2 separate regions of the Mus musculus genome follow, and region 2 is linked to region 1. A link is a loop called in an ENCODE intact Hi-C map of the cell type or tissue named here. Cell type or tissue: heart. All regions are shown on one strand. Links, peaks and the distances in the headings refer to the core of each region. The heading gives the core; the rest is flanking DNA.

What was found. Hi-C counts contacts between places; a loop is a spot of excess contacts. Peaks named below come from ENCODE experiments on the same cell type or tissue, not always from the same donor. Only the 100,000 strongest peaks of a DNase experiment are listed, where the experiment ranks them.
Region 2: it touches region 1 in a loop (3-fold over the local background); 1 of 42 quality-filtered maps calls a loop at or near these places.

Annotation. Positions count from the first base shown.
Region 1 is chr11:51,614,643-51,620,363 of GRCm38, reverse strand. Nhp2 (NHP2 ribonucleoprotein) reads right to left here and starts at 591. Exons shown (of 4, transcript NM_026631.4): 1 at 387-591; 2 at 213-282. The coding sequence starts at 546. In heart, for the core only: CTCF peaks have their summits at 661, 2,501 (motif pointing left) and 4,538; DNase peaks (open chromatin) are centred at 713, 2,453 and 4,573; H3K4me3 peaks cover 1,174 bases; H3K27ac peaks cover 1,102 bases.
Region 2 is chr11:51,753,800-51,759,520 of GRCm38, reverse strand. Sec24a (Sec24 related gene family, member A (S. cerevisiae)) reads left to right here and starts at 2,687. Exons shown (of 23, transcript NM_175255.3): 1 at 2,687-3,444. The coding sequence starts at 3,348. In heart, for the core only: no CTCF peak of the experiment used is centred there; a DNase peak (open chromatin) is centred at 2,990; H3K4me3 peaks cover 2,436 bases; H3K27ac peaks cover 1,603 bases.

The DNA of each region.
Region 1 (5,721 bases), core at 635-4,634:
TTACTGGTAGTGAAGGGAGTTGACTGCTAGACTGGTTGGTCAACTTCACCTTTATTGAGTAGGTGGAATTTCTTCTTAACCAGTTAATAAGCCAAACTTAGTGCCGTAGTACTTGTGTACCGTGCACAAGGCCCTAGGTTCAATCCCCGGCACTGGAATATAAAAATAAAAACCACACAAAACTTAAAAACCAGAGGAAGCCGGGTTCTTACCCTTTCTCGCCCTTGTTGACAAATTTCTGAACCTCCTTCACCCCGCGACGAATCTGCTTCTGCTTCACAGCTACAAAGAGAGAGAAGCGTGAGCCGACACCTCGCTCACGAGGCTCGACCCCGGGCCGCCCAAGTCACCGGTCCCGGACCGCGATCGCCACGCGCCCGCCTCACCCTTCTTGATGCACTTGTAGAGCTTGCGCGTCAGGCGGCGGGAAGCCAGGGGCTGCGCGATGGGGTTCAGATTGACCAGCAGCTCTTTGTACGTGCGCTCCTCGCTGCAGCCCTCCGCCTGCGCCTCGGACTCTTCGGGAGCGGCCTTTACTTTGGTCATCTTAGCAACTACAACTCCGTCCCGGCATAGAGGAACCACGCGGCCGCCGCCTCCGACATCACTTCCGGGTTTTCAAGTGGCTCTACCCTGTGACCAATTGGGAAACTAAATATTCTACACCGACCAATCTCTAAGTAGATCTCTAGGGGCGGGATTTTGGATATGGGGGCGGAGTTAAAGGTCAATCTAAGCACGGGATTTGGATTTTCACCGCGGGAATCCCAGGGAGGCCGAATTTAGAACCGGGTTTCCAGAGGGAAAGGGGCGGGGCCTGGGGCCGAGAGGTGGGGCCCAAAGGGAAAGAGGCGGAGCCCAAAGGGAAAGAGGCGGGGCCCGGAGAGATTGAAGAGCGGGTGGAAGGAAAATACACAACGGGATTGTGTCCCCTGAGCTCCTTGTGACCTGCCTTGTGACCTGCTGCTGCTGGTTAGGTAAAGCCTGGCGCACCTGAAAGTTTTTTCATATTTTCTTTTCCCCCTCCTAGATCCTGTTGCACAAACTATAAACCGCACACCTTTGATCCCAGCAGTGGGGAGGCAGGGGCAGGTGGATCAGGTCAGCCTGGTCTACATAGTGACTTCCGCTGGGCAGTAAGGTCAGCCTGGTCTACATAGTGACTTCCGCTGGGCAGTAGTGGTGCATACCTTTACTCTCAGCATTTGGGAGGCAGAGGCAGGAGGAACTCTGAATTCAAGGCTAGCCTGTTCTACAGATCGAGTTTCAGGACAGCCAGGATTACACAGAAACAGTCTCCAAAAAAAAAAAAAAAAAAAACCGCAAAGAAAAAAGAAAAAAAAGAGGCCGGGCAGTGGTGGCGCATGCCTTTAATCCCAGCACTTGGGAGGCAAAGGCAGGTGGATTTATGAGTTCAAAGCCAGCCTGGTCTACAGAGTGAGTTCCAGGACAGCCAGGGCTATACAGAGAAACCCTGTCTTGAATAAAAACCAAAAAACAAAAACCAACCCCCCCCAAACAAACAAAAAAACACAAACAAACAAACAAAAAAACCCACTCCAGTTCCAGGGGATCTGAAATGTCTAATCTGCAAGGGCCTCAGGAGTGCATGTGCTGCACAGATGTGCTTTCAGGCAACACACTCACACACAGGAAATAAATCAATCAAAAGTTCTTAAATGTTAAAAGCAAATCTGAAAAACCAGAAAGGTAGGAAGGAAGGTGACATGTGCTGGATGAAGAGTCCAGCTAGCTAATGAGAACCCTGGAGCAACAGGAAACGGGGACCTCAGCTCTGTGACGTAGAGGGACTGAAGCTGGTAAGGGTGAATATGAAGGAGGATCCTGAGTGCCAGATGCCAAAAATCAGGCCCACATTTAGATCTGTGTTTTGTGAAGGACACAGAACTTACCTATCCCTGATTGACAACTATGAGACCTGTGAGATAGTTGAGTATGATTTCCAGCCACTAAAAGCCATCACTTGGACAGCAGCAAGAGGACCAGGATATGTCAGATTGGGATACATTCTCTGAATTGCCAAGAAAGACAGAACCAGGGAAGGCTGTTGGAGGAAGGAGCACTGGGTAGCCTAGTAAAGATTGAAATCATCTCTCTTTTTTAGGTTGTAGGGAGGCCTGGATGTGTCTCAGTAAGCGATTACTAAATGGTGGGGAAATCAAGTATTTAAACAGCAAATGCTTAATATTTGCCAGCTGATTTGAATCTGAGGGAGACCTAGTTTAGAGAGACAGAGAGGGTGACTTCTGAGACTCACCTGTCTTCTGATGTTAGGTCTGCACATACCCATACATTATGACAGGGGTTAGGAGGATACCTATATATTATGACAGGGGAGAAAGGTGGCTCCTCCACTGCCCAAGCTTTGATGGTCCCAGCCTTCCATCTTCCCCAGAACTTTCGAGGTGGTGGTGGAGGAGGAGGAGGTCTGGCAGCTTCTGTCCTAATCTACTACCTTTGTTATATCGCCACCTTCTGGAAAGCCCTGAAGTTACCGCTAGCTGTGGCTGGCATCTCCCTGTTTGCAGGGTGGACTCAATCAACGGTGGGTTTTGTTTTCTGTGTGGCATTAGTTACCTGAGGCCCACCTTAATCCAAAAGTACTAAATAGAAATTCCATAGATATATGGTTAAGAAGGTTTAAATATGACAGAAGCCATTTAGAAAAGGCAAGCAAGGGCTGGCGAGATGGCTCAGTGGTTAAGAGCTCCGACTGCTCTTCCGAAGGTCCCGAGTTCAGATCCCAGCAACCACATGGTGGCTCACAACCATCCGTAACAAAATCTGATGCCCTCTTCTGAAGTATCTGAGGACAGCTACAGTGTACTTACATATAATAAATAAATAAATCAAAAAGAAAAGGCAAGCAAATGAGTTTCCTGGAGATGGCTCACCATTCTGCACGGCTGAGATGGCCAGAGAGGCACAGCCCCAGTTGCTTCTTGCTGCCGATATGACTTTTCTGTCACTATTACATCGCTTAATGATTCCTGGGTATTAGCCCACCCTTTTGCTCAAATTTCCTACAGATCAACATGAAGGTGAACTTTCATGAATTAATGCTATTTAGAGGAATTAATGACTTTATAGAGTTGTTGATTTGATTCAAATCATTTTAGGAAGAAAGTTTAAGGAGATGGCTTTAATTGTTTTGCCAGAAAGGTGTAATAAAGTTAGAATCAAGAGTAAAATGTGAAGCCGGGCGTGGTGGCACACGCCTTTAATCCCAGCTCTCAGGAGGCAGAGGCAGGTGGATTTCTGAGTTCAAGGCCAGCCTGGTCTACAGAGTGAGTTCCAGGACAGCCAGAGGTATACAGAGAAACACTGTCTCAAAAAACCAAAATGCCCCCTCCTCATTGAGTAGTAAGTAAAGGCTGCATAATAAGGAATACAGTGAGCTTGCATAAGTTTCACTAAGAAGAGAAATATAGGCTTGGGTCAGATTTCTGATCAAGGAAAAACACTGATTATAGGTCAGGTCCAAGGATGAAGCCACAGGGGTGCACTATGATAAAGCAAGACCATGTGACACTGTTGCTTTAAACTCATAATGAGCTTATGGAATGAAGCACTGCTTTGAACTATCGACATCCTTCTGTAACTCCCCTTTTATGTAACATTTCATCTTTGAGGTAATTTTATAAAGAACTTTTGTCTAAGGAGGTATAAATTGCCAGAGAGAAGGAATAAACTGTGGTTTGAGGGGCTCTGCTTCCTCCACCAAATGTATATATGTATATATGTATATATGTCTGTCTATATGTCTGTATAATATGTATATGTGTATTGTATACATATGTTTGTAGGTATATGTGAACAGACACCATGATCAAGACAACTCTTTTTTTTTTTTTTAATGGTTTTCGAGATAGGGTTTCTCTGTGTAGCCCTGGCTGTCCTGGAACTCACTTTGTAGGCCAGGCTGGCCTCGAACTCAGAAATCCGCCTGCCTCTGCCTCCCGAGTGCTGGGATTAAAGGCGTGCGCCACCATGCCCCGCAGTAAATCTTTAGAAAAAAAAAAAATTAAGATGGGGTTGAGCTGGGTCAGTAGGCTGCTTGCTTGCATGGACAAAGCTCTGGGTTCAAGTCCCAGAAAAAAAAAAAAAAAAACAAAGCTGGATATGGTGACTTGCACCTGTAATCCTAAAACAGGAGGATCTGGCTTCATTCTTGGCCACATAAGAAGGTGGTAAAGTAACAGTGTTTTATTTTGCTGGGTAAACCAGGTCCCGCCTTCCTAGTAGAGAAGCAGTCTGACTAGTTCCCCAGAAGGGTGTAGACACAGAAAGAGGCTTCAGTCAGCCTCCAGAATTCAAGAAGCAGGAGATAGGGTCTGGCAGTTTTCTTGGGTTGACTGGAGACTGAGCGTCCACTGACCGACACCCCAAATCTCCCCACTTTCTTGCACCCTGTCCCTGCCACTTGTTGTGCTTGGGAGCGCTGGCTTGCTCGGTGACTGTGCAGAGGTGAGCAAACCCGCTTTGGTTTTCCCTCCGCTGTGCAGGGAGGAGGGACAGACAGTAGGTTGTCCTCTCCCCGCCTCTTCCGGTTTCTGGGCTGGGTGGTGGAAGGGCGGAACTGGTGTTGTTCCTGGACTCTGGCTTTCACGCCGCTAAGGGACGAGGACCCAGAAGCCTCGAGGGTATGATCAGAGCAAAAAGACTGCTCTGGTGCAGCTGGGGGGGACAACGGCCAGGGAGGCTGCTGTCTTTACTTATTTGGCCTCCCTTTTGTCCCCTTTGCTGAGTTTACCAAAGAGAAGGTTGGACTTTATTTTTGAAACGGAGTATCTCTTTCTCTTTTAAAGATTTATGTTTGTCAGGCCCAGAGGAACTCCAATTCTCCAAACTCTAAAAGGCAAAAGGCAGTCCGAATATTCAGGAATGAGCTCAACCTGCGGATTCCTGGCAGTTAGATAAAAGCAAGCATTCGTCAAGAACTTGTGAAACCGGTTCTCATTTGCCAAAAAGGAATCATTTCCTTTACGTGTGCCAGAAGGGTCAGAAGGCTGCATGGGAGAGCACATGTTGTGCAGGCTGGCCTTCAGACTCCCTTGGTATCACAAGCACTTGTTACATTTCAAAGTACACTGTAGCTGTCTTCAGACATACCAGAAGAGGCCATTAGATCCCATTACAGGTGGTTTTGAGCCACCGTGTGGTTGCTGGGAACTGAACTCAGGACCTCTGGAAGAGCAGTAGCAGTCTCTTCGAGAGAATTTGTGCTCTTAACCACGGAGCTATTTCCTTTAGCCCAAGAAATGAATCATCTCTTTTACTCTTCTGTAGTTACAAGAAGCTGGCATCAGGGGACTAGGAGACACCTTGGCGCTGGGTGGCAAGGCATCCAGGGGTGCTCCAGCTGGGGTATCGTGGTTGGTTTCCTCCCTTCCTTTCGCCTTCCCTGCCCTCTGCGCTGGGGATGGCTAGCCTGCCCCAGTCCGTCCCTCCGCTGTGTGGTTCCTGCCCCAGTCTGCCTGTACCCTCTGCATCAGTGTGTAGAGTTGGGGTCCTTAGTTATATGCAGAGTTCTGGCTAACTCGCTCTCCTTGAAGACTCATTCCCTCCTTTCTATGCCTCCCCTGGAACTGCCACTCTAGTTGTGTGTGCTGACTTCCGGTTTGTGCTGTCTGAACCCCATGCCAGGACATGAAAGCCCCTGTTTCCCTGCAGTCCCACACTGATCCATCCCTGTGTGTC
Region 2 (5,721 bases), core at 578-4,577, 140 kb before region 1:
TAACTGATTTAACCAATCAGGTTATTTACTTTTAAAAATCTGAGCACAAAGATATTGCTTAAATGGGACAAAGTTCAAAGAAAGATTGATTTAACCAAATCAAACCACTGTGCCAAGGTTAACAAACCAAGATAATTCCAAAGGGGTTGAATATAAAGAGATTAAACCACGGGAAGTTGGAAATTATGCCTTAAGCATTTACCTCTTTGAAGAGAGACCAATTTTTTTTTTTTCTGACCTCACAAAACTTCGGCAGTTTCTGAGCTCTATTTTCTCTTTAAAGTGAGGCTTAGATTTTTGTTGTTTTTTTGGGGGGGGTTGTTTTGTTTTGAAAGATTTATTTTATATGAGTACACTGTAGCTGCCTCAGACACACCAGAAGAGGGCATTGGATCCCATTAAAGATGGTTGTGAGCCACCATGTGGTTGCTGGGAACTGAATTCAGGACCTCTGGAAGAGCAGTCAGTGCTCATAATCACTGAGCCATGTCTCCAGCCCCCTGGTTTTTGTTGTTATTGCTTTGTTTTACTGCTTTTAGGTATGTGGTTTGGGATTTTTATCATAGATGTTCTTTTTTTTTTAAGATTTATTTATTATTATATATAAGTACACTGTAGCTGTCTTCAGACACTCCAGAAGAGGGCGTCAGATCTCATTACAGATGGTTGTGAGCCACGATGTGGTTGCTGGGATTTGAACTCAGGACCTTCGGAAGAGCAGTCAGTGCTCTTACCCGCTGAGCCACCTCGCCAGCCCATCATAGATGTTCTTAAGTGAAAGTTTGATTAAAAGTCATCTTCAGCCAGGAGTAGTGGCGCGTGCCTTTAATCCTAGCACTCAGGAGGCAGAGGCAGGTAGATCTCTATGAGTTCGAGGCCAACCTGGTCTACAAGGCAGTACCAAGATGAGAAACTGTCTCTAAAACACAAAGCAAAACAAACCAAAGAGTTTCATCTTCATCCTAAAGAAGCCTACCTGGATCTTGTAATAAGGAGTGGGGGCGTGGAGAGACGGCTGGTAGTGAAGAGCACCGGCTGTGCTCCCAGAGGACTAGGGTTCCTTTGCTATCACTCACATCATGGCGGTCACAACTGTCAACTCCAGTGCTGGGGGATGCAGTGCCCCCTTCTGACCTCTGTGTGGGCACTGCATACACATGGTGTAAAATACTTTTTTTTTCTTTTCTTTTCTTTCTTTTTTTTTTTGGTTTTTCAAGACAGGGTTTCTCTGTGTAGCCCTGGCTGTTCTGGAACTCACTCTGTAGACCAGGCTGGCCTCGAACTCAGAAATCCACCTGTCTCTGCCTCTCAAATGCCGGGATTAAAGGTGTGTGCCACCATCGACCAGCGTGTAAATACTTCTATGTAGGTACCCATACATACAGAAAACAAACTTTAAAACAATAAAACAATCTTTTTTTTTAATTGTTTAATTCCACTCAGAGCAAATATATTTTAGTATGGTTTTGAGGTAACTATTAATGAAATCAAGGTTAGGGTAAATTTGTATATGTGGTTACTGCTTGCTTCTTGGGTCTGACAGTAGTTTTAGATTGTGCTCTTTTTCTGTAATACTTCGTAGCCAGCATTAGATAGTAAATGAGTTTGGTAAGATGTACTTTCGCCCGAGGTTGTGAAACTCATGGCATAATACGTTTCAATCAGCAGCACACATCTGTGAAGGACTTTGTCATCTGCTTGGAGCAGGTAAAACCAAAGTAGCTAAAGATCACACTGATATCACTAAGTATGTTGCATAACCAACCAGTTTCTACTTCTCTTTGGTCTTACAAGTCAGAAAGTCTGTTTGGGGGTAAAAATAAAAGCAACCCACAAGCTACTTGCCCAGAAAGGACATTTGAATTATTCGACTTAATGTAAACTCTCATAATGTAAACTGCCTTTAATTCTTTTGAACTCAGGGCTTCTTCCTACAAGGTTAGGGAAACTCTTTATGAGTGACCTACATATCTAACCCCTTTTAAAGAAACTGAGTCCTGGTAAATTGCCCAGGCTGGTCTTGAATTCAAGATCTTCCTGCCTCACTTTTCTGTATCCAGAACTATAGGAGTACGATACCATTACAATTACCATTTTAAATGTTATTTAGTCCGGGGCCTCAGTATTTTTTTTTTTTTCGGGACAGGGTTTCTCTGATTAGCCCTGATTGTCCTGGAACTCACTCTGTGGACCAGGCTGGCCTCGAACTCAAAAATTCGCCTGCCTCTGCCTCCTGAGAGCTGGGACTAAAGGCGTGCGCCACCACGCCCGGCTTGGAGCCTCAGTATTAACTAAATACTTGTTATTATAGAAGTTGCCTAGCTCAGTGTAAACTAAGGGCTTCCCTAGGACATTGGACTCCATTGTCAACACTGGGATAGGAGAGGGATGGATTCCCGATCCATGTGTGGTGGATGTACTTCGGAGTGACTATGCTACCAACAGGCTAACGTCAAAATTAATCTTAATCCTCCAGTTGAAAAGAAGAGCTTCCTCCTTAACGTCATCAGACATTTTAACCTTGACCCAGCATCTTCACTCCAGCCCTGGCTGACCTGACTAGGCCGCCTTCGAACTTAGAACACTTCTGCCTCGACCTCCTGATTGCCGCCATGTCCCGCCCATGACACTTTGACAAACACACGTAATTGAACACCTCTTTTTAAAATTCTCTTGCACTCTACAGCTGGCATAGCATCGGCTGGGCCACCAGCGGTAGCCGAGGACATCGGTCGTCTCAGGTAATCCTCAGAGAATCCCGGAAGAGGAGCCGGGTCTCTCCTGTCCCACCCAATCGATTCTAAAAATCCGCACCACCCCTGGGACTGTCAGCAAGGTGACGTTCTCCACGCCGGGTATTTTCGCAGTGGTGACACAGGCTACTTCCGGCGGGCGGCGGGAGTCCGTGACGTGGCAGGCGAGTCCGTGCACGGTCCTCCGGGCCCGGACACGGGACTGTCAGGTGCCCTCGGGGCAGCTCCCCGGGGACAGAGAGCACGGCCGCAGCCTCCAGCCGGAACCGGAAGTGCCACGTGTCCCCACTGTGCCTGCGCGGCCGGCGGCTCCGCCCAGGGCCTCCCTCCTCTCCGGGTTCGGCTGCTGCCTCCGAGCCCGGCGTTCCCAGCCCAGCCGGCCTGACTCCGGAGCCTCTCCGCGCCCTGGCCAGGTCGTGGCCGCCGGCGGGCAGAAGACACGGACACGCCATGCCTCTACTTTGACGTGCCACCCCGCGTGTTCCGCTTCTCCGGCCTCCAGGTCCCTGCCCTCGGTTTTCCTGTTGGAGCTCTTAGGCTGGGCGCTGCGGTCGACCCCGACGGCTCCGTCTTACCCTGAGATCCCCGGGCGCCATGGCCCAGCCCCGGATCCCCGCTGCCCGCGGTGCCGCAGCTAGCCTCCAGGCCCAGAACGGAGCCGCCTCAGCCTCGGGGTCTCCCTACACCAACGGTGAGTGCCGCACGGGGGCGGGGAGGGCGGCACAGCTCGGGCCAGGGACAAGTCCCAGCCAGGTCTACCGCGGGGAGTGGCGGATGACGGCCTGGACCCGGGAGCCGCGGTGGACATGCACCTGCAGATCCACGCTGGTGGGACAGTTTCATGTGTATTTATAGGTTCAGCCTGCAAACAGTAAGCACCTGCAGTATGCAACGTCTGAGATAAACAAGAGGTGAACAAGAATCGTAGACGAAATCAGTTCCCAGAACTGCCTTATGGAGGTCATAGTGTCTGGGTGTCATCACGCAATGCGCCACCTCAGTCCTGTGTCCTGGAGGGCAGGGTTCATCTCGGGTCCGCAGGCTCGAAGTGCAGGGGGGTGGCGGGTCAGTGCTTATTAATACTAATTTGCAGAGATGAATGAATGACTCCGTCTTTGACAGATCCCTTTAGGACTTGCTCATCTCTGCAGGGATCTTTCTTCAAGGATCTTCTTCCTACGACAGTCCTTGGGCCTCCTGTTTAGTTTTTCAGTTGTGGAAGAACCAAATAGATGGATGGCTAGGGCTTCGTTTCTAGGGCCCTCCTCTTCATTTAGAATGTAAGTTAGTCACAACTCTCTGAACCCTAGAGAGAGTACATCTGGCACTATAATTTATCATTTGGCGGGAGAATATCTTATAATTGGATATCTCTTCTAGGATTCCTGACGCCTTCCTACAGCGTGATTTGCTAAGCTTATTTTAATTGATATAATAAAGACTCATTTTCTGCCTACTTACAAATTAGCCTACAAATCTTTGCTTTATGGGAAGAAGACAGGGAGAATAATACTAAAGTACTTACTGTGCCCATTTAAAGTTGTAGAAAATAGCCAGTGACTAAAATTGCTGGTTACAATGTATTTAGAGAAGACTACTGTTTTCTTTACAAAGAATGTTCTTTGTAAGACTTAAAAATGTGGGTAGGCAGCTATGTGGGCAGGGCAAGAGAAGCTGAGAATCACTGACAGGTTTTCAACTTGAATTGTTTCTTGAGTTTATAGTAAGAGATTATGTAAACTACATTTTCTTCTGTGACATTGACATTTGCTGAGAAGATGCAATCATCCACTTTAAGGTGAAAACAACTGAAGATGTCGCCTGTGTGGGTTTTGCTTACGAATTGCACTTAAATCACAAAGTAAATGTGCCAGTAAGCTTACATGCAAGTAGAGCTGTGAGGACTTTGAAATGTTTTTGCAGGAATTGAATCAGTATGTTAGGCTCTGTTGGAGATATTCCATTGCTATTTATTTATTTATTTATTTATTGACACTGTCTCGCTCTTATCTCCAGTTGGCTTGAAACTTGTGGCAATTCTCCTGTCTCAGCTGCTCTAGTGCTTGCATTGCAGAGCTGGAATTTCCATAGCCCACTTACTTTGTTAATTTGGTCAAAGCCAAACATGCACCTGTTGCACATCTATGTTCTGACCTTGGGCATAAGAGTGCACTCCTGTCTGGGTTGCTTAGAGCTATTTGGGAATCCAGATATGGAATTGTGGTTCAGGATGGTAGCAGCTGTAAAAACTCCAATAAAAGGAGTAGAGATAAGACTGTAAGAATAAAGAGCTCGAGTTGACACTTTTGCTGTTCTTGGTTGTTAGGGTGATTTATTTTATTTTATTTTATTTTTACTTTTGAGGTTATCATATAACTGCATAATCTATGCCTTCCCCTTTCTCCTCGGTGTTTTATAATAACCTTCTTTAATTATTTTTGTTTTATTGAAGCAGGGTTTCTCTGTGTAGCAGCCTTGGCTGTCCCTGTAGACCAGGCTGGCCTGGAACTCAGATATTCACCTGCCTCTGCCTCCCAAGTGGTGAGATTAAAGGTGTGTGCCACTACTGCTTGGCTGTAATAACCATTTTAAAAGTTTTTTTGTGGTTTTGTTTTGAATTAAGGTCTTACTTTATAGCCCTGGCTGGCCTGAAACTTCCTATGAGATTCACCTGCCTCTGCTTTCCAAATGCTGGCATTAGAGACTTGTGCCATCAGAAGAAGCTCACCTCAATTTCTTCTAGTAGCTTTTCGTGTGTGTGTGTGTGTGTGTGTGTGTGTGTGTGTGTGTTGAGTGTGACAGGCTCTCACTATGAAGCCATTGGGGTTGGCCTGGAACTCACTGTGTAGGCCAAGCTGGCCTCAGATGCTCAGAGTTTCCTCCCTCTATCTGCTGAGAACTGGGATTGAAGGCGTACCCAGCCTATAGTGCCCATTTTTGAAGTGTGTTTTTAGTGGAAGTCTTGTCA